3 separate regions of the Homo sapiens genome follow, and regions 1 and 3 are each linked to region 2. Evidence: chromatin loops called from intact Hi-C (ENCODE). Cell type or tissue: heart left ventricle. All regions are shown on one strand. Links, peaks and the distances in the headings refer to the core of each region. The heading gives the core; the rest is flanking DNA. Region 1 overlaps LURAP1 (leucine rich adaptor protein 1). Region 2 overlaps MAST2 (microtubule associated serine/threonine kinase 2). Region 3 holds the start of NSUN4 (NOP2/Sun RNA methyltransferase 4).

Region 1 (7,552 bases), core at 260-5,259, 190 kb after region 2:
TCTTTCTTTCTTTCTTTCTTTTTTTGAGACAGGGTCTTATGCTGTTACCCAAGATAGAGAGCAGTGGCATGATCACAGCTCACTGCAGCCTTGACCTCCTGGGCTCAAGCGATCCTCCTATTTCAGCCTCCCCCATAGTTAGGACCACAGGCATGCACCACCATGCCCAGCTAATTGTTTATTTATTTATTTTTTTTTTGTAGAGATAGGGTTTCCCTGTGTTGCCCAGGCTGGTCTCAAACTCCTGGGCTCAAGGGATCCTCCCGCCTCAGCCTCCCAAAGTGCTGGGATTATGCCCAGCCCCTAGAGATACTTCTATAGAGATATTGACTCTAAAGGATTGACCTATGGCTTTTGGTATTTAGTATCTCTCACTACTCCCCCCAGCTAAGTAAGGATTTAAGGAATTTAGGACTCCCTGGAGTTAACAGATGAAGAGATGGGGGCATAATTACTTCACCCAAAGTCTAGAAGCCTTGGCCTCTCTCTTGGCCAAGATGGAGGATTGAGGAGGGACATGGACCTTCAGGACTAACCCTCTATGGATTGGCCCTCCCAGAAGCGTTTGGGCTGGTAGACCCACCCCTTCCTACCTGCTGAGTGATGTCATTTCCTGCCAGGATGGGTAGCCCTTTGTACGGGTCCTTGGATGGTAGTAGGTCATATAGGGGCATCTGAGCCCCTGCTGCTAAGTGAGATCACATTATTTATCGTCCATACCATTACTTCTTGTGAACAGTAACATGTCACTCCTCCTGGCAGGAAAGTTTCTCATTGTCAGATGTTTGTGCTTCTTTTCAGGTCTTACTTTTTAAATAGAGTGTTCTCATTTTATCCTAGGGGATCTCACTTCCTCTGTGGCTCCATCCCTGCATCCCTGTCTGGGCCAGCACTCCTGACTGCTTTTAGGGAGAGAAGCTTTCAGGGGCCTCCATTTATTTCTCTCAAGTCTGTTTGGCTCACCCTGCCATGGTCCCCTGTCTTACCCTGTCCCTGTGTTGCCCCTATTCCTGTATTCCATTTTTTTGTTTTGTTTTGTTGTTTTTTTTGAGATAGGGTGACAGGGTCTCCCTCTGTTGCCCAGGCTGGAGTGCAGTAGTGCTCACTGCAGGCTCGACCTCCTGGACTCAAATGATCCTCCTTCCTCAGCCTCCCAAGGAGCTAAGACTACAGGCATGCATCACCATGCCTGGCTAATTTTTGTATTTTTTTCCAGAGACAGGGTTTCACCATGTTGCCTAGGGTGCACTTGAACTCCTGGGCTCAAGCAGTCCTTCCGCCTCAGCCTCTTAAATTACTGAGATTACAGGCATGAGCTGCTGTGTCTGGCCCTATTCCTGTATTCTGACTCCATATCTCCCTTCCAGGAGGTTCAGCTTCTGTGTGTCCATGCCTTTTCAGTTTCTCCAGGCCTTTTATATGCAAATGAGTCCTGGCCTCCTCTGCCCTTTGTTGATGGGAGCCAGGGAGAGAGAACCTCAAGGTCTCAGAGCTCTGGGGGTGTACCAGAATCTTGGATAGGGGAGGTGTCATCCTTTCTGACTTTGTGACTGCCCTTCCCCCACCCTGTCCCCAGCCTTCCACCATTTGGTCACAAGGATGCCTGCCTGAGGTCGGGACACAAGGAATCTCCTTGTCTAGGCTGCAGCGTGGGGGCGTGGCAGGGAAAGACAGAAGCTCTTTGGTCCCGGGGCCCCATCCTGGAAAAGGAGAGGGAGCAAGGGAAAGGCCTGTTTACTTCCTCCCTTAGAGCAAGCCCTGACTCCCGGAAACTGAGGAGAGAGCAGAGCCTGGGTCTCTGAGCCTGGGTCCCAGAGCCCTGCCGAATTACAAATTATATCATAGAAGGAATTCAGGGAAGCTGCCAACCTGGGGCTCAGAGGGGACGGTCCCAGAGATGGGGACAAGAGCTGTGGCTGGTGTCAGAGAATGAATTCTTAGAGATTAACCCTTTGAACTCTGGGGTAACTGCTCCATATGTTAGTCCCTGCCTTTCCTGGGCCTTGAAACTGGGATACTAGAAGGAAAAAGATGGAAAAGGATGTCAGATGACTTTGGCTGTTCACTGCATCCTCCTGCAAAAGAGGCGTCCTCCTCAAATCCTGGAATAACTCGTGCCATTTCTCTATTTTGTATTCTGTGTTGGGGAAGGGAAGGAAGCCAAATTGATCATCTCTGCTTCCCTAAATTCCTCAAGTCTCATTTTGAAACTCCCACCCCGGTCCTTCTGGAGCAATATTCAGTCCATGGCTTGTCCCTAAACACCCTCTCTTCCCCTCCCACCCCCTCAAATGATTGAAATGTCCAAAGTATATTCTCAGCTTCTTCCACTGCTCACAAGACCTCTCCATACCACTCCTATGGTCTTGGGACTCCTGACTTCCCCTCAGACTGGGAATTTGAATCTCCTATTCCAGTCCCTACTCTGTAGTCATTTTGTAGTGTGCCCTCGGTTAATTACCCTTCCTGTTTTTTTTTGTTTGTTTGTTTTGTTTTGTGTTTTGTTTTGTTTTTGAGATGGAGTCTCGCTCTGTCATCCACGCTGGAGTGCAGTGACGCGATCTCGGCTCACTGCAACCTCTGCCTTCCGGGTTCAAGCGATTCTCCTGTCTCAGCCTCCTAAATGGCTGGTATTACAGACGTGCACCACCATGCCTGGCTAATTTTTGTATTTTTAGTAGAGACGAGGTTTTGCCATGTTGACCAGGTTGGTCTTGAACTCCTGACCTCAAGTGATCCGCCCATCTCAGCCTTCCAAAGTGCTGGGATTACAGGTGTGAGCCACCTGCCTGGCCTGTTGTTTTATTTTTAAGACAGGGTCTCACTCTGTCGCCCAGGCGGGAGCGCAGTGGTGCGATCTCGGGTCACTGCAGCCTCTGCCTACTGGGCTGAAGTGATCCTCCTCAGCCTCCTAAGTAGCTGCGACTACAGGCACGCATCACCATGCCCGGGTTACTTTTTGTATTTTTTCTAGAGACAGGGTTTTGTCATGTTGCCTAGGCTGGTCTCAAACTCCTGGGCTCAAACAATCCTCCCACCTCAGCGTCCCAAAGTGCTGAGATTACAGGCCTGAGCCACCATGCCCAGCCTTTATTTCTTTTTTTTTTCTCTTCAGCAACATTGTTCATGGAATTATACCCTTCTTGGAAGACACTGTATAGTATTCTTATTTGAGGTTCACTTGTTCAGTCTACACACTTATGAGCTGAAGAGGTTGCCCGCCCTCTTGTGGCCATTATGCACCACTGCTGGAGTTGCTGTGTGGAACCTCCAAGCTCAAATAAAACATGGCCTTCTAAAGACCAGCCCCCGTCAGTGCGCAGAAAGGCTAGTGAGTCAGACCTAAAGAGGGCATAGACTTGCCCAGCATCACCCATTGTAAAGTTGTGGCGACGTCCAGGTCAGAAAACCCAGATCACAAGCCCACATGCCCACAGCTCCATCACCTGGCCAGTCAACACCACTGAAGCCCAAAGGGACTGAAAGCAATTTTGCCCCTGTTACAATGTTTGCGTTCTCACCTCTTCCTAAAGAGGCAGCTTAGTCTTTAGAGGAAGAGCTGCAGGAAAGAAAACCCTGGGCCTGGACTGGATGAAGGGGTGAAGGATGCACTAGTCTGGATCACAGATAGGAGGAAAAATCAATCCTGGACCCACCATTTTTCTGGGAAGGAGGGCTAGTAGCTCCAGACATCATAGGAACAGAGCTCAGCATTTCAGACCTGGAGGTTAGAAGCAGAGGTGGGGGTGGGGAGCTGTGAAATTAGGAAACTTAGATGGGTCTTGCAGAAGTAGGTGTGGCTCCACAGGTCAGGGAATTACGGGTCAATTGGATAGCACCTGAGAGTGTTGTGGGGCTGGAAAGCTGGGGTGAGTGAGGCTGCCTGGGTATTCCGCTTAGGTCTAGGCATCCTGGCTGAATACCTTAGATTTCAGTTCACCACCAGAGAAGCCCGGAAACTCCAGTAAACACATATCTTTGGTCCCTTCTACCTGCCTCTAACTTGGCTGGTTGAGGCTCAGCTTCTCTCTAACTAGACTTTTCTGGCTTATAGGGTACAGCTGTTTGGGAGCTCAAAGAAGGAGAAGGTAAGAAAAAGGGCAGAAATGCAGAGAGAGGAGAGGATGGGATGAAAACGGGGTGTGGAAAATATCAGAGGGCGCATACTGCCCTCAAGTGCACTGGGGGCTTTTGTCCGGGGTCAGAGTAAAGACAAAGAAGAGGCTGCTCATGAAAGCTGCAGAAACAGTGCCTGGGGGGATAAGCGGGGGCGGTGCTGGCTGAGACAAGAGACCATGGGAGTGGGCATTGTAAAGACCTGCATTTATTTATTTTATTTATTTATTTATTTATTTTGAGACAGGGTCTCACTCTGTCGCCCAGACTGGAGCGCAGTGGCATGATCTCGGCTCACCGCAACCTCCGCCTACCAGGCTCGAGCGATTCTCCTGCCTCAGCCTCCTGAGTGGCTGGGACTACAGGCACACGCCACTACCACCCAGCTAATTTCTGTATTTCTAGTAGAGATGGGGTTTCACCATGTTGGCCAGGCTGGTCTCAAACTCCTAACCTCAAGTGATTCACTCGCCTCGGTCTCTCAAAGTGCTAGGATTACAGGCTTGAGCCACCATGCCCGGCTGAGGCCTGCATTTAGGATGGAGGCATTGAGGTTGAGCACTGAGCTAACTGGAAGCTCAGTGACAGCTTCAGTGAGAAATGCTTGAGAGTTGTAGCAGACACAAGCTCATTGTGTGTATGGTGCCAGGCACACACTGGGTGTTCCGTGACACCTGTTCAGTGAATGGAAGAATGAATATGTGTAAGCCCACAAGGAGATGTGACTGAAAAAAAAAGTTGCTAATTTACAAATTAGATAATTGAAAATATTTTTAAATTTACTTTTTAGCAATCCTATAAACAGTGCATTGTTAACAATAGTCTTACTTATAAATTTGCTCAAGGTCAGTTAAGTAACAAATGAGCTGTAATAACCCAGATCAACCTGACTGCAGGGGCTTCCAGGAAGCCTCCTCTGATTCCCTACCCATGCCATACACTCACTTAGACCCTACTCTCCTAGGAGAACAGATTAGTGCTGCCCAGAAGCTGGGGCAGGACATTAGTTTCCTATTGTCACTGTAATGAATTACCACAAAGTGGCTCAAAAAACAAAATTATTATGTTACAGTTCAGAAGTCCAAAATCAGCTTCACCAGGCTAAAGTCAAAGTGTTGACAGGTCTACACTCCTTCCGTGGGCTCCAGGGAAGAATGTTTCCTTGCTTTTTCCAGCTTCTAGATGCTGCTTGCAGTGCTTGATTCGTGGCTCTTTTCACCATCTTCAAAGCCAGCAGCAGAGCATCTTCTCTCCTCTCTAACCTCTGTTTCCATCCCTACATCTCTCTAATTCTACTGCCTCTCACTTGTAAGGATTACATTGGGTCTACTGGGATAATTCAGTATCATCTTCCCATTGGCAAGATCCTTAATTAAATCCTGCCTTCAAAGTCCCTTTTACCATTTAAGATAAAATGTTCACAGGTTAAGCAGCTGGTGAGTGTCTGTAGTCCCAGCTACTCAGGGGGCTGAGGCTGGAGGATCACTTGAGCCCAGGAGTTCAGGCCAGCCTGGGCAATATAGTAAGACTCTTCTCTTAAAAGAAAATTTATATTTATCCTCAGGTCCTGGGGATTAGGAATTGGACATCTTTGGGAGAGGGGCTTTTAGCCTGACACAGGCAGGGTGGAAAGTGGGCAGGAGGATGCACCCAGGCCCAGAATGAACCTCTGTGCTTTGTCCAGCCTCCCCTAGCCTGGAATGAGAGGTGGTACCAAGGCGGAGGTGGCAGGTCCAGACCCCATGTCTAGAGAATGTCAAATGCCTCCTGTACCATCACCACCAGGGAGAGCCAAAGATGAAGATCAGGCTTAGGAGAAAGCCTCAGTTTAGGAATCGTTTTAGACCTGAGACCTTCCTGGTAACCACAGTGGAGGATTCCTCAACACTGTCTCCTCTCCAGAACCATTCTGTGCTCCTATTCCCCAAGGCTGAAGATAATTATATTCCCAGTGAACTAACCTGGGTTCTCTCTGGAAAGGGCAGATTGATTAGTTGTCTTCTTTTTAAATTGTTATTTTTAATTATTTAATAGTTAAACCATGCTTCTCATAGCATAGTGAATTCCATCACCAGGCCCCTTTCTTATTTTATTTTCTTCTTTTTTAAAAAAATTTTAGACTGGGCACGGTGGCTCATGCCTGTAATCCCAGCACTTTGGGAGGCCGAGGAAGGTGGATCACCTGAGGTCGGGAGTTCGAGACCAGCCTGGCCAACATGGTGAAACCCCATCTCTACTAAAAATACAAAAATTATCTGGGCATGGTGGCGCATGCCTGTAGTCCCAGCTGCTCAGGAGGCTGAGGCAAGAGAATTGCTTGAACCCAGGAGGCAGAGGTTGCAGTGAACCGAGATCATGCCACTGCACTCCAGCCTGGGCGACAGAGCGAGACTCCGTGTCAAAAAAAAAAATTATTATTTTTTTAAGAGACTGGGTCTCACTGTCACCCAGGCTGGAGGACAGTGATGTGATCTTGGCTCACTGTAACTTTGACCTCCTGGGCTCAAGCAATGCTCCCACCTCAGCCTTCTGAGTAGGACTACAAGTGCACACGAGCATGTCCAGCTAATTAAAAAAAAATTTTTTTTAGAGATTGGGTCTTACTGTGTTGCTCAGCCTGGTCTTGAACTCCTGGCCTTGAGAAGTCTTCCTGCATCAGCCTCCCATAGTGCTGGGATTACAGGTGTGAGCCACTGTGCCTGGCCTCTTCTTTTGATCCCTCATCCCTATTCTCATTCCTCTCCCTGTGTCAGTATATGTTTGGATATGTATGTATCTTTGAAAATATATGTAATTATGTGCCTATGTGTTTTAATATATATAAATGGTATACTTTTATGGTAAGCCAACTTCTGTAATGAATTGCTCCCATATTTCAGTGATTTAACACCACAGATTTATTTTTAACTTATTCTACATGGCACGGGTGTTTCTGGTTGGACAGCTCTCCTCCACTGTCCACTCCAGCTCCCAGGCTTCTTTTATTTTCAGATGGTGATAGCCTCATCCCAGCATCATAAAGTTTCCGGTCAATTTTTCACCAAGTTGTTTTACTATCCGTTGATTATCATTTTATGAATTGCTTGTTTCACTAGGGATTACAGAATGGTGATTTTCTAAGGCTATTAATTTTTCCTCATTTATTAGCTCTAATTCTGTACAGAAAACCTTTTTCACATCCTCTAGGACCATTTGATTACTCCGAAATAAAATTCATACCAGAATGGCAAGATAAATGCTTAAATCTCTTCCCTTACCGTTTTCAAAGTAGTTATGTCCTAACAACTTCTAATGGTGTTCAATGATTTTTTTGTTTCACTCTCTTTTTAAATGATCTCAAACAACCTGTAGTTCTTATGCATTTAATGTCGTTTAATCATTTGCCATTATTTTTTGCTTTATATTATATAAAGTATCAAGCATATACAAAAATAGA
Region 2 (7,552 bases), core at 1,310-6,309:
CTGAGCCACATGAGTGCTGGTACGTGGTGGGTGCCTTGGCCCTGGGGGTCCAGTGTGTGCTGTGCTCACTGCACCGACTCAGCCTTTGACCCTTATCCCCGCAGCAGAAAAAGGAGCTCCCTGTTCCGCAAGATCACCAAGCAAGCATCCCTGCTCCACACCAGCCGCAGCCTTTCTTCCCTTAACCGCTCCTTGTCATCAGGGGAGAGTGGGCCAGGCTCTCCCACACACAGCCACAGCCTTTCCCCCCGATCTCCCACTCAAGGCTACCGGGTGACCCCCGATGCTGTGCATTCAGGTACGAAGGGCTCCCTGCAGATCAGTGACAACCCCTGGGAAATAGGAAAGTTCCTAGGCCCTGTGTGCTTCTGACAGATCCCACTCTGAGTCTCTCATTTAGCCCACCCCCTGAAAGATCCTGTAGTCTTGGGGAGGAATTAATTGATGGGGAAGGGGGTAGCTTGGTTTCTGGGACATAACAGGGCTAAGCCCTGTCTTGCCCTTGAGTCACTTCTAACAGCTAACACTGCTCTGCTTTTGTCTGTCTGTCTGTCTGTCTCTGTACAAAGTGGGAGGGAATTCATCACAGAGCAGCTCCCCCAGCTCCAGCGTGCCCAGTTCCCCAGCCGGCTCTGGGCACACACGGCCCAGCTCCCTCCACGGTCTGGCACCCAAGCTCCAACGCCAGTACCGCTCTCCACGGCGCAAGTCAGCAGGCAGCATCCCACTGTCACCACTGGCCCACACCCCTTCTCCCCCACCCCCAACAGCTTCACCTCAGCGGTCCCCATCGCCCCTGTCTGGCCATGTAGCCCAGGCCTTTCCCACAAAGCTTCACTTGTCACCTCCCCTGGGCAGGCAACTCTCACGGCCCAAGAGTGCGGAGCCACCCCGTTCACCACTACTCAAGAGGGTGCAGTCGGCTGAGAAACTGGCAGCAGCACTTGCCGCCTCTGAGAAGAAGCTAGCCACTTCTCGCAAGCACAGCCTTGACCTGCCCCACTCTGAACTAAAGAAGGAACTGCCGCCCAGGGAAGTGAGCCCTCTGGAGGTAGTTGGAGCCAGGAGTGTGCTGTCTGGCAAGGGGGCCCTGCCAGGGAAGGGGGTGCTGCAGCCTGCTCCCTCACGGGCCCTAGGCACCCTCCGGCAGGACCGAGCCGAACGACGGGAGTCGCTGCAGAAGCAAGAAGCCATTCGTGAGGTGGACTCCTCAGAGGACGACACCGAGGAAGGGCCTGAGAACAGCCAGGGTGCACAGGAGCTGAGCTTGGCACCTCACCCAGAAGTGAGCCAGAGTGTGGCCCCTAAAGGAGCAGGAGAGAGTGGGGAAGAGGATCCTTTCCCGTCCAGAGACCCTAGGAGCCTGGGCCCAATGGTCCCAAGCCTATTGACAGGGATCACACTGGGGCCTCCCAGAATGGAAAGTCCCAGTGGTCCCCACAGGAGGCTCGGGAGCCCACAAGCCATTGAGGAGGCTGCCAGCTCCTCCTCAGCAGGCCCCAACCTAGGTCAGTCTGGAGCCACAGACCCCATCCCTCCTGAAGGTTGCTGGAAGGCCCAGCACCTCCACACCCAGGCACTAACAGCACTTTCTCCCAGCACTTCGGGACTCACCCCCACCAGCAGTTGCTCTCCTCCCAGCTCCACCTCTGGGAAGCTGAGCATGTGGTCCTGGAAATCCCTTATTGAGGGCCCAGACAGGGCATCCCCAAGCAGAAAGGCAACCATGGCAGGTGGGCTAGCCAACCTCCAGGATTTGGAAAACACAACTCCAGCCCAGCCTAAGAACCTGTCTCCCAGGGAGCAGGGGAAGACACAGCCACCTAGTGCCCCCAGACTGGCCCATCCATCTTATGAGGATCCCAGCCAGGGCTGGCTATGGGAGTCTGAGTGTGCACAAGCAGTGAAAGAGGATCCAGCCCTGAGCATCACCCAAGTGCCTGATGCCTCAGGTGACAGAAGGCAGGACGTTCCATGCCGAGGCTGCCCCCTCACCCAGAAGTCTGAGCCCAGCCTCAGGAGGGGCCAAGAACCAGGGGGCCATCAAAAGCATCGGGATTTGGCATTGGTTCCAGATGAGCTTTTAAAGCAAACATAGCAGTTGTTTGCCATTTCTTGCACTCAGACCTGTGTAATATATGCTCCTGGAAACCATCTTTATGTCTTTTGCTTGCTTGTTTTCCTTCGGTCAACCCACATGTAACTAGGTCCTGTGTTGCTGCTGGGAATATAGTGGTGAATAAAACAGTTTCCACCACCAGGGGAGGGCCACCTAACCCAGCTTGACTTCCCAAAGGCTTTGACATTTGAGCTCAAACATGAAGAATAGATGATAGGTAGTAGTTTGCTGGGTGTGGAAGAGTGGAGGTTGGCATAAGAAAGGCTGTCCAGGCAACGTTTAGCACATGCAGTATACCTGGCATAGTCAAGGAACCAAAGATAATTCAAAGTAGAAACGGGTCTGGCAAGTGAGGCAAGGGCCATGTCTAATGGTCTTCCAGGAGATTTGACTTCGTGAAGGTGATGGGGAACCAGAAAATACCATGTAGCAACTAAAATTCCTTCATAGATAAGGGCACTAAGACTTTGATGCCCATGGTAATACAGTAGCTTGGGTAGAACGGGGGTTAGAACGTAGGTCTCCCTTGGACTCCGGAACTCACATCTCTCCTAACTAGGATTGCCTCAGCCAGGAAATGAGGAGGGGAAGAAGTGAGAGAAGGCAAAGAGTTTAACTTTGGGTGCGTTTGAGATAAAAGAGAAGACAGAAGCAGCAACCAGCAGAGTCATAAAGTCTATGGGAGGAGTTTTAAAATGGACAGAGAAGTTAACGATAAATGCCGAGGTGAGGGCGAGATTAAAACAGCTGCCAGTCGTATTTAGTAACAAGCCCTTCATAATTGTAGCCAGTGAGCTCTTCCTGGGCTGTTGTAGGTAGAGGCCTCAGCACTGGAGGTGGATGGACATCGTGTGTGTAGCCCGCATTGAGTAGAACTTCATTTGATGGTAGTGTGGGAGGAAGGGGGAGGACATAAGTGGGACCAGTGCCAGGGGAGTCAGGAGGTGGCATCACAGGGCAGGCAGTGGGGCTTGGTAGAGCACCAAGGCTTTGTCTCCATAGTGATAGAGGACTTGAGAAACTGTCTTGCACTGGTTGCACTGATCGTCCCACAATCCAGTGCCTAGGTCTGAAGAAGACGTGTTAGGAGGCCTGAAGACGAAAATGCCTCTGGGCCATTGCCTGGGAAGGCTGTGGCCACCAGAGGGCGCACTGTATCCACAGTGGCAGAGCCCATTTATGCAGATATTTGGCCCCTCAGCCTTCTAGTCCTCTCCACTTCTTCATTCATTCACAGCGGACCCTGGGCTAATGTACCGGGACCTGGGCAGACAGATCACAGGTTGTGAGCTGGAGAATGGCAGGGGCATGGCTGAGGTAGCAAGTGCCCCGTGCATGTAGGGATCTGGTCAGAAGCACCATACCACAGGTGAAAAGGATGTTGGGAACTGCCCTCCTAGAGGGTTGGAAATGGGGATGGGAGGAGGAAGCAGAGATGCTAAACATCCTATACCACACTGGGCAACTGCCCCAAGTGTCAGTGGTGTTCCCCTTGAGAAACTGGTGGGATTATCCTGAGGGTAGTGAAGAGTTTCTAAAAGGTAACTTCAGGGAAGTGGTATTATCATTTGCTTTAGGAAGATCACTCGCTGCAGTATAGAGAGGCTGGAGTGGAGTGAGCGTACCACAGAGGATGTAGTGACCCATTTTGGTGGTCTGAACTAGAACAGCAACAGTGAGGAGGTAAGGAAGGAAAGGGTGGGAAGCTGGACATCTAGATTTGGGAGCCATCAGGAAGTAGAGGGCAATGAAAGCCACAGGAGATGAGGACTGTCCAGGGAACATACGCAGAATGAGGAAGAAGTCCCGAAATACTGGCACTAGCTGAGGGGGATAGAGCCAGTGAAAAGTTGAAGGTGGGGATTGAGATCCTGAATCAGGGAGAAGCCAGACCATCTAATTTTGTAATTCACCCTAAGATCAATGGAGACTTATTTAATGTTTTACATCGGTTCAGATTTGTATTTTGAAAAGATGACTGGTTGCTATAATGAGAATGGATCTGAGGGGGACAAGAATGGAAGAAGGGGGGCCTTCCAGGATGAAGGGTGCAGATGGTAGTGAAGCAGTGAAGTTAGAAGTGATGTTTTGATTGACACTTGGTGAAGGACTTTAGGTATGAAGCAGAGGGCTATCAAGGATGATGACTGACTACATTTTTGACTTATATAACCAGATGAATTGTATTTCCATTCACCGAAATAAGAAACAAGGAAGAGAACCAGGGCTAAGTAGTTCAGTGCTGCATTCCATACGCTAAATATGAAGTAGCTTCCAATAGAGGTCTGGGCAAATGAAATAAACAGATGTAATCAGCCTAGAGATGGTAGGTGGATTCATGGCTGTGGATAAAACTGCCAGGTAAAATGGCATTGAGAACTGAAGGAATCCAGGAGATGTAAAAGAACAGTCAGATGTCAGAAGAATATTAGATTAGTGAGTTGTGATAGAGTCCATGAAGGAGCTTTCCATGGACAGGATAGTTAACAGCGATGGTTATTGAAGGCATCAAGAAAAGCAGTTTCAAACAGTGGTGGAACCAGTACTGAAATATTTGAGATGGGGAAATAAGGAAATTTAAGACAGTTCTTTCCAAAGGCTTGGCTTTGAAGAGGAGAAAAGAGATAAAGGTATATGGGATGATTGAGTAGGGATTAGGGGAGTAGAATGAGAACCAACCAACCATGTTTAAGTGTCAGTGGAAATGATCCAGTTGAAGTAGAGAAAGAATTGATCTTAATCTTGGGAGATTCCTGAGGTGGAAGAAAATAGATTCCAAAATACATGTGGAAGGATTGACTTTAGTTGGAGGGGACTATTGTAATTTAACAGATGGGAGGGAGAATAGTTATGTAGATATAGATAAGGTTGTAGGTTTGGTGGTAGGAAGGTGAGGAAATTCATAGCCAATCATACTTTTTCTGACAAGTAAACAAGTTTGCTTTTTTGAGACAGAGTTTCGCTCTGTTGCCCAGGCTGGAGTGCAGTGGCACGGCCTCAGCTCACTGCAACCCCTGCATCCCAGGTTCAAGCAATTCTCATGCCTCAGCCTCCCGAGTAGCTGGGATTACAGGTGCATGCTACCACGCCCAGCTAATTTTTGTACTTTTAGTAGAGACGGGGTTTCACCACGTTGGCCAGGCTGTTCTCGAACTCCTGACCTCAGGTGATCCACCCGCCTCGGCCTCCCAAAGTGCTGGGATTACAGGCATGAGCCACCACGCCCAGCCCCAAGTAAACAAGTTTGAAGTGTCGGTGAGATACCCAGGAGCCCAGTGGAAACATCCAGCCAGCGGGTAGAGTTCAGAAGAAAGAACTGGGAAGGAGCTAGGAATTTGAGCATCCTAAACACAGAAGTGCGAACAACTCTGGGATTAGGAGAAATCCATAGTTCCTGGCAGTGGTCTTGGGATGCTGTGTAGCTAAAGTGTAGTGGGGAGAAAAGACATAGGCAAGGTCACTTAGAACAACAGGCTGTTCCCTGCCCAATCTGACTTATTTATAATTGAGTACACATGGGTGGGGCCTGAGACATGGATGAGCGCTGCAATATCCTATGCAACAAGAGGTTATCGCATGTTGGCTCATTACGTTCCCAGAATACAGGAAGCTCAACAGTGTGCCTTGGCAGGAGATGACAAGGGCCTGGGGCAATAAGAGGATAGATTATAAAGCTGGGCCCATTTCCCCCTCCCCCAGAGTAGAATGTGGAAACACTTCATTCTGGGCAGAAATATGAGAACCAATAAACAGCTTATTAGGAGTGGGCAGTGAGGTGTGGAGGAAATGGCATTCAGTTTTAATTTTCTCAGAGTCAGTATCTAAGACTTCTGTGTCTGTGTTCGGTGGACAGGACTCTGGCATCATGCCTAGTTGGAGTCAATGTCCTCCCCTAGGAAGAAAAGAGCCTCTGGCTGCCCCAGTACTAGTCTTTTGGTGCTTACTGGAGAGAAGGTTTGGAAGTTTCAAGGGCTGTTCAACACCTGAGTACTCTTCTCTCTTGACCCCCACTCTGCCCCCAGCCCACCCCTTCATAGCATGAAGACAAAAAATTACTTTATTGCAATGTCTTTATTGCATTACTGGAGCAAGTTGGCCAGACTGTCCCCTCTTGGGGAAGGTATTAAACAAAAAGACCAATAAGTATCTCCTCTCGCCTTTCCCCCTACCCTCCCCAACAATTGCACAGCAATGTCTGAACACATCTGGTGACAAGAACAATTTGTAAAGTGGTCTAGCAACTACATTATGAACTGTCCCATCACAAGACATACAGTTGGCTTTCTTGTGAGTCAGATATTTTTACGTAAACTACACGAATTTTCTTGGACACATCAAAGACAACAGAATAGATTTTTCACAAGTAACGGCACCAAAGTCACATGCTGGAATTTGTAAGGAAACGAGGTTGTTTGCCACAAGTGGCTGGAGCTAAAGCAGGTTTGAGCAGTTGGCAGCAGAGGGCCCAAGCAGGCCCCCTATCTGGACCCTCTGGTTTCTGAGGCCACTGAAGCCTCACAGAGGCCTACTCTGGGTTGTTAAATAGCAGCAGAGACCACCTTAGAAAACAGGAATTGCCCAGGTGCAATTCTCAGTTTAAGAGAACACATGGGGCTGATTACTTGTAGCAAAAAAGAGACCCGTGGAAGACACATTGGCTCTCAAAGCTTCTTCAAAGCACATGAGGCCTAAATAAGTGGAGGTCCCATCAAGGCTTGGAGAGGGAGTGAAAGTGTTGGGAGGGCCTCATTCTTGGCCAGATCAGTGGTAAGGACGCAGGCAGTCTATCCAGGCCCGAATCATGGCGTGCCATCTAAGGCCAGGTGGAGACAACACTGTTCTGTGATGAAAGCTTCACCTGGAAACAATGGGCCTAGTACCTGTGTCCAGCCAGCCCCAAGCTGCTTGCATGTCAGTAGCTGGGTTCTCTAGCCAGGGGTATAATGAACCCCTCTGATCTTGGTCTCTCTTTGCCCTCTGCCTCATTGAAACTGCAGTTAAGATGCCAAGACAGTCCCAGGGTCCAGATCATGGGACAGGACATGGCACTAGACTCTCATGAAGGAGGCCAAGACCTGCTCCCAAGTCATGGGCGTAGAGAAGCACCTTGCTACCCTCTCCCCCTCTACACACCAGGCCCAGTGGGTAGTAGACTGGTCCCTATGCCATTTCCACAGGCTCAGGGTCAAGCAAGTCATGTGGCAACTGGTCAGAAAAGATACTGTCAAACCTCTCAAATGACCCCTGGGTCTTAGATCCCACAAAACAATGAATTCAAGAATGAAAAAAAAAATGAAGGAATGTAGGACTGAAAAAAAGCAGCCCTTCTCCACAAGCCAGCCCAAGTGTAGATAAAGATGGTACTTGGTCTCTCCCTGCACACCGCTGGTGTCTGCCCAACAAGGAGCAGACACATTACTGAATACTACAGCC
Region 3 (7,552 bases), core at 1,377-6,376, 300 kb after region 2:
GCACTCCAGCCTGGGCAACAAGAAGGAAACTCCAACTCAAAAAAAGAAAAAATTAAAAAAAAAAAAGAAAATAGAAGTGAAGGGACATTTCCTAAATTCATTTTATGAGGCCAGCATTACCCTGATATCAGAATCAAACAAAGACTTTATAAGAAGAAAAAACTGCAGGCAAATACGACTCATTAACTCAGACCCAAGAATCCCAACAATCTGGGAGGCCGGAGCGGGCGGATCACGAGGTCAGGAGATCGAGACAATCCTGGCTAACACAGTGAAACCCCATCTCTACTAAAAATACAAAAAATTAGCCGGGCGCGGTGGCGGGCGCCTGTAGTCCCAGCTACTCGGGAGGCTGAGGCAGGAGAATGGCGTGAACCCGGGAGGCGGAGCTTGCAGTGAGCAGAAATAGCGCCACTGCACTCCGGCCTGGGTGAAAGAGCAAGGCTCCGTCTCAAAAAAAAAAAAAAACACACACACACACACAAAAAAGAATCCCAACAATATTTAAAAAGAATACTGTATCATCGGCTGGGCGCAGTGGCTCGTACCTGTAATCGCAGCACTTTGGGAGGCCAAGGTGGGTGGATCACCTGAGGTCAGGAGTTCAAGACCAGATTGGCCAACATGGCAAAACCCTGACTCTACTAAAAATATAAAAATTAGCTGGGCGTGGTGGCCTGCACCTGTAGTCTCAGCTACTCAGGAGGCTGAGGCAGAAGAATCGCTTGAACCTGGGAGGCGTGGGTTGCAGTGAGCCAAGATTGTGCCACTGCACTGCAGCCTGGGTGACAGAGCAAGACTCTGTCTAAAAGAAAAAAAATACTGTATTTGTATCATGAATTGATGTGTTTTTTACAAGAATGCAAAGTTGGTTCATATTGAAAAGTCAGTCAACATGATGCATCATAGTAATGGAATAAAGAAGTAAAACTGGCTGGGCGCAGGGGCTCACACCTAATCACAGCACTTTGGGAGGTGGGCGGATCACCTGAGATCAGGAGTTCGAGACCAGCCTGGCCAACACGGTGAAACCCCATCTCTACTAAAAATACAAAAATTAGCCAGGCGTGGTGGTGCATGCCTGTGATAACAGCTACTCAGGAGGCTGAGGCAGAATAATTGCTTGAACCTAGGAGGCGGAGGTTGCAGTGAGCCGAGATGGCACCACTGCACTCCAGCCTGGTGACAGAGCGAAACTCCGTCAAAAAGAAAAAAAAAAAAAAGGAGTAAAACTGTATGATCATCTTAACAGAAAAAAAAAAAAAACTTAAGGAAAATCAACAACTATCATGATTTTTTAAAATCTCAGCAAACTAGGAACAGAAGGGAACTTTCTAAACCTAAGAAAGGACATCTATACACATGCAGGTACACGCACACACAAAACTACAGCTAACATCATATATAATGGTGAAGTACTAAATGCTTTCTTCTTAAGAATGGGAACAAGGCAAGGATGCCTACCATCACCACTTACATTCAACTGTGTACTGGAAGTCCTAGCCAGTGGAATAAAGCAAAGAAAAAAAAAAGGGATATAGATAGAAAAGAAAGAAGTTAAAGTGTCTTTATTTACAAAAGACATGACCATATGCATAGAAAACCTGAACAGATTTCCAAAAAGTTACCAAAAGTAATAATTGAGTTTAGGAAGGTCTCAGGATACAAGGTCAACAGAAAAAATCAATTATATTTTAATATACTAGAATTTTTCTTTTGAGACAGAGTCTCACTCTGTTGCCCAGCCTGGAGTGCAGTGGCATGATCTCAGCTCACTGCAACCTCTGCCTCCTGGTTTCAAGTTATTCTCCTGCCTCGGCCTCCCAAGTAGCTGGGATTACAGGCATGAGCCACCATGCCCAACTAATTTTTGTATTTTTAGTAGAGACTGGGTTTCACCACGTTGGCCTGGCTGGTCTCCAACTCCTGACCTCAGGTGATCCACCCACCTCGGCCTCCCAAGTGCTAGGATTACAGGAATGAGCCACAGTGCCGGCCAGCCTTTTTCTTGAAAAATGAACAAAGTGAGCCTGTCACTTCAAGGAAAATAACTGACAGTATTTGTTGCCAATAAGAAAATTCCAAAATTCCACATTCAAATGCCAAATAAGAAAAAGCTTTCGGCTGGGGGCAGCGTGAGCCACCGCGCCCGGCCAAGTTTTGTATTATTTTTCTTAACTATGTCTTCTCAAATTGCGGAAGCGTTAGGCCCCACAACATTTGACATCACCAGTAGGGATCCAGTGGAGAGGAGGGACATGATCAGAAACTGTGTTTTTAAATGATCATTCAACAGCCAATTATCAGGGTGGGTAGGAGTGAGGCAGGGAGATCAAAAGGCAGGGAGATTGGCTGGGATTACAGGCATTGTTACCAGAAAGGGGTCCCGATCCGGACCCCAAGAGAGGTTCATGGATCTCGCACAAGAAAGAATTCAGGGCGAGTCCGCAATGCAAAGTGAGAGCAAGTTTATTAAAGTACAAGAATAAAAGAATGGATAGTCCATAGATAGAGCAGCTCCAAGGGCTGCTTGCCCATTTTTATGGTTATTTCTTGATGGTACGCTAAACAAGGGGTGGGTTATTCACGCCTCCACTTTTTTTTTTTTTTTTTTTTTTTTTGAGACGGAGTCTCGCTTTGTCGCCCAGGCTGGAGTGCAGTGGCGCGATCTGGGCTCACTGCAAGCTCCGCCTCCCGGGTTCACGCCATCCCTCAGCTTCCCGAGTAGCTGGGACTGCAGGCGCCAGCAACCTCGCCCGGCTAATTTTTTGTATTTTTGGTAGAGACGGGGTTTCACCGTGTTAGCCAGGAGGGTCTCGATCTCCTGACCTCGTGATCTGCTCGCCTCGGCCTCCCAAAGTGCTGGGATTACAGGCGTGAGCCACCACGCCCGGCCAGGTCCCGAAACTTAAGCTTCATTTGTTTCACTGCAAATCTGCTTCTGCCTACAAGCCTGGTCTCATTTTCCTCTACCTAAGGATCTTCCTCCATGCAATTTCGGCCTAGGAGGCCCTTCCCGCCCCTTTTCGCCTAGCTAACTCTTTCGGTACTCAACCACCAACTCCTAATCCTCCCTGGTCCCCCAAGTGGGCTAGGGGCTTCTTGGGAGTCCCTCGCACTGCTCTAAGCATCCAGGCAGAGTCATTATTCCGGGTGCCAGGTTGCTCTTTTTCCAGCAGCCTTCAGGGGACTCCTGGCTGGGCGGAGTCTGTAGAGGCGCGCGGAGTCCTGGGAGAGCGTCAGATGTATTTCCTTTCCCTTTTTTCGCTCGTGTCCCGCCGGGTGGCGCTCACCACCTCCCCGGAACACGCGAGTCTCCTGTCGCGGTTCCGGTCGGAATTACCCCGTGGAGCACGCCGATATGGCTGCGCTGACACTGAGGGGTGTCCGGGAGCTGCTGAAGCGTGTGGACCTCGCGACGGTCCCGCGGAGACATCGATATAAGAAGAAATGGGTAAGGTCCGGCTGGGGGCGCAGGAGGGAAAAGTGAGGGTGGAAACTTCTCCAGTCTTTCCGTTTCCCGGCCCTCTAGAACGCCTAGCGTCTTTCCCAAGCACTCCACGGAACGTCCTTAGGCACCTCCCTCTCTCGTCTTTTCCGTCACCGCCTCTGTCCGCACTCTATGTCCCGAGCGTTAGTGTCTTCCACTTGTTACGTCTGCAGTCTCCTGACTCCGCCCAAGTTGCGTCATCACCTTCGCCTTCATTCTTTTAGTGATGTCACTGTCTCTTGTTCCCCAGCTGTGTCCACCTACCTTTCTGTCCCCCACTCCCCCTTTTACTTCCCTCCCTCCCCTCCCCCTTTCCCTTGCCCATTCTTCCCCCACATGACTTCTCCTTTCCTCATTGATTTTCCAGCCCGGTCGCCCTCACCCCTCGGAAAATACCATAGCGACCTTGCCTGCACTCCTGGGTCTCCGCCGCCTTGCAGGAAAGGATTCAGCCCCTTCCTCAACCTCGAGCTGCCTCTGGCGACCGGGCAAGGTTACAGCGACCACCCTGTCCATACTGCCGGCCCAAACCCTGGCAAAAGGTGCAACGAATCCTCTCATCCTCTGGACTCTCCTTGCTTCTCCAGAGACCCTTTTTCTTGCCTCACTGGAAGCCCTGGAATTTCTTCTATGACCGGCACGCCCCCCTGCCCACCCCAGCCGATTCCCTCGCCACCTCCACCATCTCTTCCACCCCCACAACCTTCCTCGCACTCAGGGAGATGGTCTTTTGAGTCCTCTTCCCCACTCCTGGAAAGGACCTACTGCCGCTAGCCCTGCCACTCGGGTTCCCCACTCTCCAGCCCTTATTTTGAGCAGTTCAGCATTCCGGGGTCACCCCCTCTCTGTCAGCGGACACCTTATTGCAGCTGGATGAGTCCCTCCAGAATGCGGCGTCCCTGTCTTCAAGGCACGTACTGTGACCAGCACACTAATCTCTGTTACTCTAGCGGATGGCCTTCAGCTTTTGGAACCAGCCCGGCAACCTCCTTTCCCCTTGCTCATCAGTCCCCGGGAACGAGCCCAGTGACCTCCCCTCAGCTCACTCATGTACCCTTGGAAACTGGACCCATGATTTCGCCTCCTCCTACACATAGGACCCCGGGAACTTGCCTCACGATTTCACCTCCTCTTGCTCGCCGGCCGGTGGAAACTAGTCCTATGGCCTCCCCAACCCTTTCTCACAGAGTTTTGGAAACTGGGCTGATGATCTCTCTGCCCTCTCACTGGTTCTCAGGGAGAAGTTATAATGACCCCCTTCTCTCCCCAGCATCTTCCCCACCTACTGGCAGCTTTTACCATGGCAGCCTTAAGCCTCTAGACTCTTGTGAACCCAAACCACAGCTTGACCTGCCCCTTGAGAAAAATTGTTGTGGCTTCCCACTCTCTTCTCAGGCAGGCATGCCTGGCTCTCCCAGCTCACCTCAGGAGGGCTCTTATCATTACTCCCATCTTTCCTCAGAGGCCTACATACCTACCCCTGGGAGTCCTTGCTATGCCATCTGCCTGTGCCCCGGGAGTACTGATTCTCCTTGCTCACCCCAGTCCCAGGCTCCCAGGAAGGCTTGCATTGAGTCCCTTCTCTCCTGGGAGGCAACTGGGAACTCTTACCTCATCCTAACCCCGGACACCACAACTTCTGGTCCCCCCTGTTCCCAGGAACCATCTCGTCCCCATGGTCCTCATTCTGTCCTTTCCTTCCCTTCACCCCTGGGCAACCAGTTTATATCTCCACCCCAGTCACTTCCCCGCAGAAGCTATAATGAACCCCCTCTTCCCACTCCAGTTTCCCCCCAACCGAAGTCCCCTAAGTCCCCAGAGTTAAGACAGTCACATACTCCCCACAAATGTCTCTCCCTAGTCAACACTCCCCAGCACACCCCTTCTGGCCAGCCCAAGCCCGCTAAGGCCCACACCTGTCCCCCACCTCCCTCCTGCCTCTCTGGTCCTTCTTGTATGCAGCCATACATCACAACTCCTTCAAATTCCAGCCCCAAAGAACTTCCCCCAGGGACTACCTTACTGACTGTGGTCCCTAGAGCTCTCAAAAGTGTTATCCCCACTTCTTTTCCCCTCTGCCTTCCTTGTGATCCTGTCTCGGCCAATAGTTATGCTCAGAGCAGCCGCCATGGACCCTCCATAGGGCCCCCCTGCAATACCCATATATGCTCTGTGGTTCCCTCCACCCCCCATCCCTGCCCACTGTCTGGCTCCCTCAATCATTCGACAGGCCCCCCTCCCATTGTGCCCCTGTGTGACACCTATAGCACTCCCAGGGGCCCACCCCAACCTCGTTGTCAGCCTGTGATGCCTCCTTGTTCTACCCACATCTATTCTTTTATCCCTTTGAGAACACCCTTTGATCCTCAAAGTTTACCCATTGTCCCCCGAGTCCGGGCCTACCCTGATACTGTCCCCTGTGGCCTCCATATCTACCCTGTGGCCTCTCAAGGCCCTTGCAAAGAGCCTCTGCAGATCCCCTACAGCTGCCCTTTGCCTTCATCCAAGGATTCCAGCTGTAGCACCAATCCCAGCTGTAGTTCGACTATTATTAGCAAATGCCAGAGTAGTGACAGCGAGAGCAGGAGTTCCCACCAAAGCCAAAGCCGGAGCCAAAGCAAGAGTCCCCATGATGGCAGAAGTCAGAGCTGGAGCAAGAGGCATCATCTGAGCAGAAGTCCAAGTCAGAAAAGCAGTCCCTATCCTAGCAGAAGCTGGGGCCGGAGCAGTAATCCTCAACAAAACACAAGTCAGGGCCAGAGTGAGAGTCCCCAACTTAGCATAAATGAGCACCAGGGTGAGAGTCCCCAAATTAGCAGAGGTCAGGGCAAGAGCAAGAGTCTATGATGGCAAAAGTCGGAACCGGAGCAAGAGTCCCCAACATGGCAAAGGTCAAGGCCAGAGCAAGAGTCCCCAACATAGCAGGAGCCAGAGCAAGAGTCCCAGCGAGGCAAAAGTCACAGAGCAAGAGTCCTCACCATAACAAGAAATGAGGGCCAGAGCAAAAGTTCTGACCAGACCAAAAATCTAGGCCAGAGCAAGGCATAGATAGTAACAAGATTGCCAGCTATAGCAAGCATCCCAGCTGCAGCAACCAGGACCGACTTGTGCACTCCTCATCTGAAGTCTTCATTTCTCTTTTACTCTGCCTCCTTGTTCTTGTCCTCTTGTCCCCTGCTACCCCCATAGCAGTCATCCTAGAAGTCCCTGTTTTGGTTCACACCTCAAGATTCTGTGGGCCCTCCTTATCCAACCTTTCTGGGGTCTGGGAACTCTCCCAGCATGACCCTCAAACCTCTGATTCTAAGCATGGTGGTGCTAGTCACTGTGTGACGCTAGGTAAGTTACCCACATCTCTTCATCAAATTGAAATGTTGTTAATTTTTTTTTGTATCTTACTGAGCTATCAGTTGTAGTGCTCACATAAGCTAGTAGACATGAAAGTGCTTTGAAAATAGAACTGTTCAGAAGAAAAGGGCCTTTTGCTTTTAAGTTCAAAGCTTCCCAGAGCCTCCATAGTTTCTCCTAATCTTCTGCAGGCTCTCCTCAAGAGTCCTCTCCTGAGCTCCCATATTCCTAAGTTCCTCTTTCTCCAAGGTCCCCCTTCTTGATGACCCCCGCACAGTACCGTGAGAGTTACATCTTTATCTGACAACCCTGGGATGGGAAGGCCCACTCTCCACTACTTTTCCCTCTCACACTTCTCTGGCAGGCAGGCAGGATGCAAAAGCAGGAGTGGGCACTAGCTGGATCCAAGTTTGCCCCTAGGCTCTGAGGTGGGGGTCAGGTAGTAGGGGGTAGAGTCAAGACTGGGAAAACCAATAAGCCTGTCCTCTCTCTTTTAGGCTGCCACAGAGCCCAAATTCCCTGCTGTTCGACTGGCTTTGCAGAATTTTGACATGACTTACAGTGTGCAGTTTGGAGATCTTTGGCCATCAATCCGTGTCAGTCTCCTCTCAGAGCAGAAGTATGGTGCACTGGTCAATAACTTTGCTGCCTGGGATCATGTAAGTGCTAAGCTGGAGCAGCTGAGTGCCAAGGATTTTGTGAATGAAGCCATCT

Evidence for each region. Hi-C counts contacts between places; a loop is a spot of excess contacts. Peaks named below come from ENCODE experiments on the same cell type or tissue, not always from the same donor. Only the 100,000 strongest peaks of a DNase experiment are listed, where the experiment ranks them.
Region 1: it touches region 2 in a loop (5-fold over the local background); 69 of 110 quality-filtered maps call a loop at or near these places.
Region 3: a loop joins it to region 2, with 3 times the contacts of the local background. A loop is called at or near these places in 18 of 110 quality-filtered maps.

What each region holds. Positions count from the first base shown.
Region 1 is chr1:46,220,423-46,227,974 of GRCh38, forward strand. It overlaps LURAP1 (leucine rich adaptor protein 1), which reads left to right. Exons shown (of 2, transcript NM_001013615.3): 2 at 1-834. Among named protein-coding and RNA genes, the nearest start is that of LURAP1, 21 kb to the left of the region's middle. In heart left ventricle, for the core only: CTCF peaks have their summits at 3,243 (motif pointing left) and 3,452 (motif pointing left); a DNase peak (open chromatin) is centred at 3,239.
Region 2 is chr1:46,033,969-46,041,520 of GRCh38, forward strand. It overlaps MAST2 (microtubule associated serine/threonine kinase 2), which reads left to right. Exons shown (of 29, transcript NM_015112.3): 28 at 105-298; 29 at 570-2,154. The coding sequence ends at 2,098. It overlaps P3R3URF-PIK3R3 (P3R3URF-PIK3R3 readthrough), which reads right to left. Exons shown (of 10, transcript NM_001303427.2): 10 at 6,172-7,552. PIK3R3 (phosphoinositide-3-kinase regulatory subunit 3) reads right to left here. Exons shown (of 10, transcript NM_003629.4): 10 at 6,172-7,552. Among named protein-coding and RNA genes, the nearest start is that of PIK3R3, 95 kb to the right of the region's middle. RefSeq lists enhancers at 2,995-3,496, 3,106-3,155. In heart left ventricle, for the core only: a CTCF peak has its summit at 3,248 (motif pointing right); a DNase peak (open chromatin) is centred at 3,263; H3K27ac peaks cover 1,599 bases.
Region 3 is chr1:46,337,466-46,345,017 of GRCh38, forward strand. NSUN4 (NOP2/Sun RNA methyltransferase 4) reads left to right here and starts at 3,342. Exons shown (of 6, transcript NM_199044.4): 1 at 3,342-3,454; 2 at 7,336-7,552. The coding sequence starts at 3,362. RefSeq lists enhancers at 1,743-2,542, 3,203-3,412, 4,540-4,629. In heart left ventricle, for the core only: a CTCF peak has its summit at 3,300 (motif pointing right); DNase peaks (open chromatin) are centred at 2,716, 3,276 and 3,606; H3K4me3 peaks cover 2,441 bases; H3K27ac peaks cover 2,730 bases.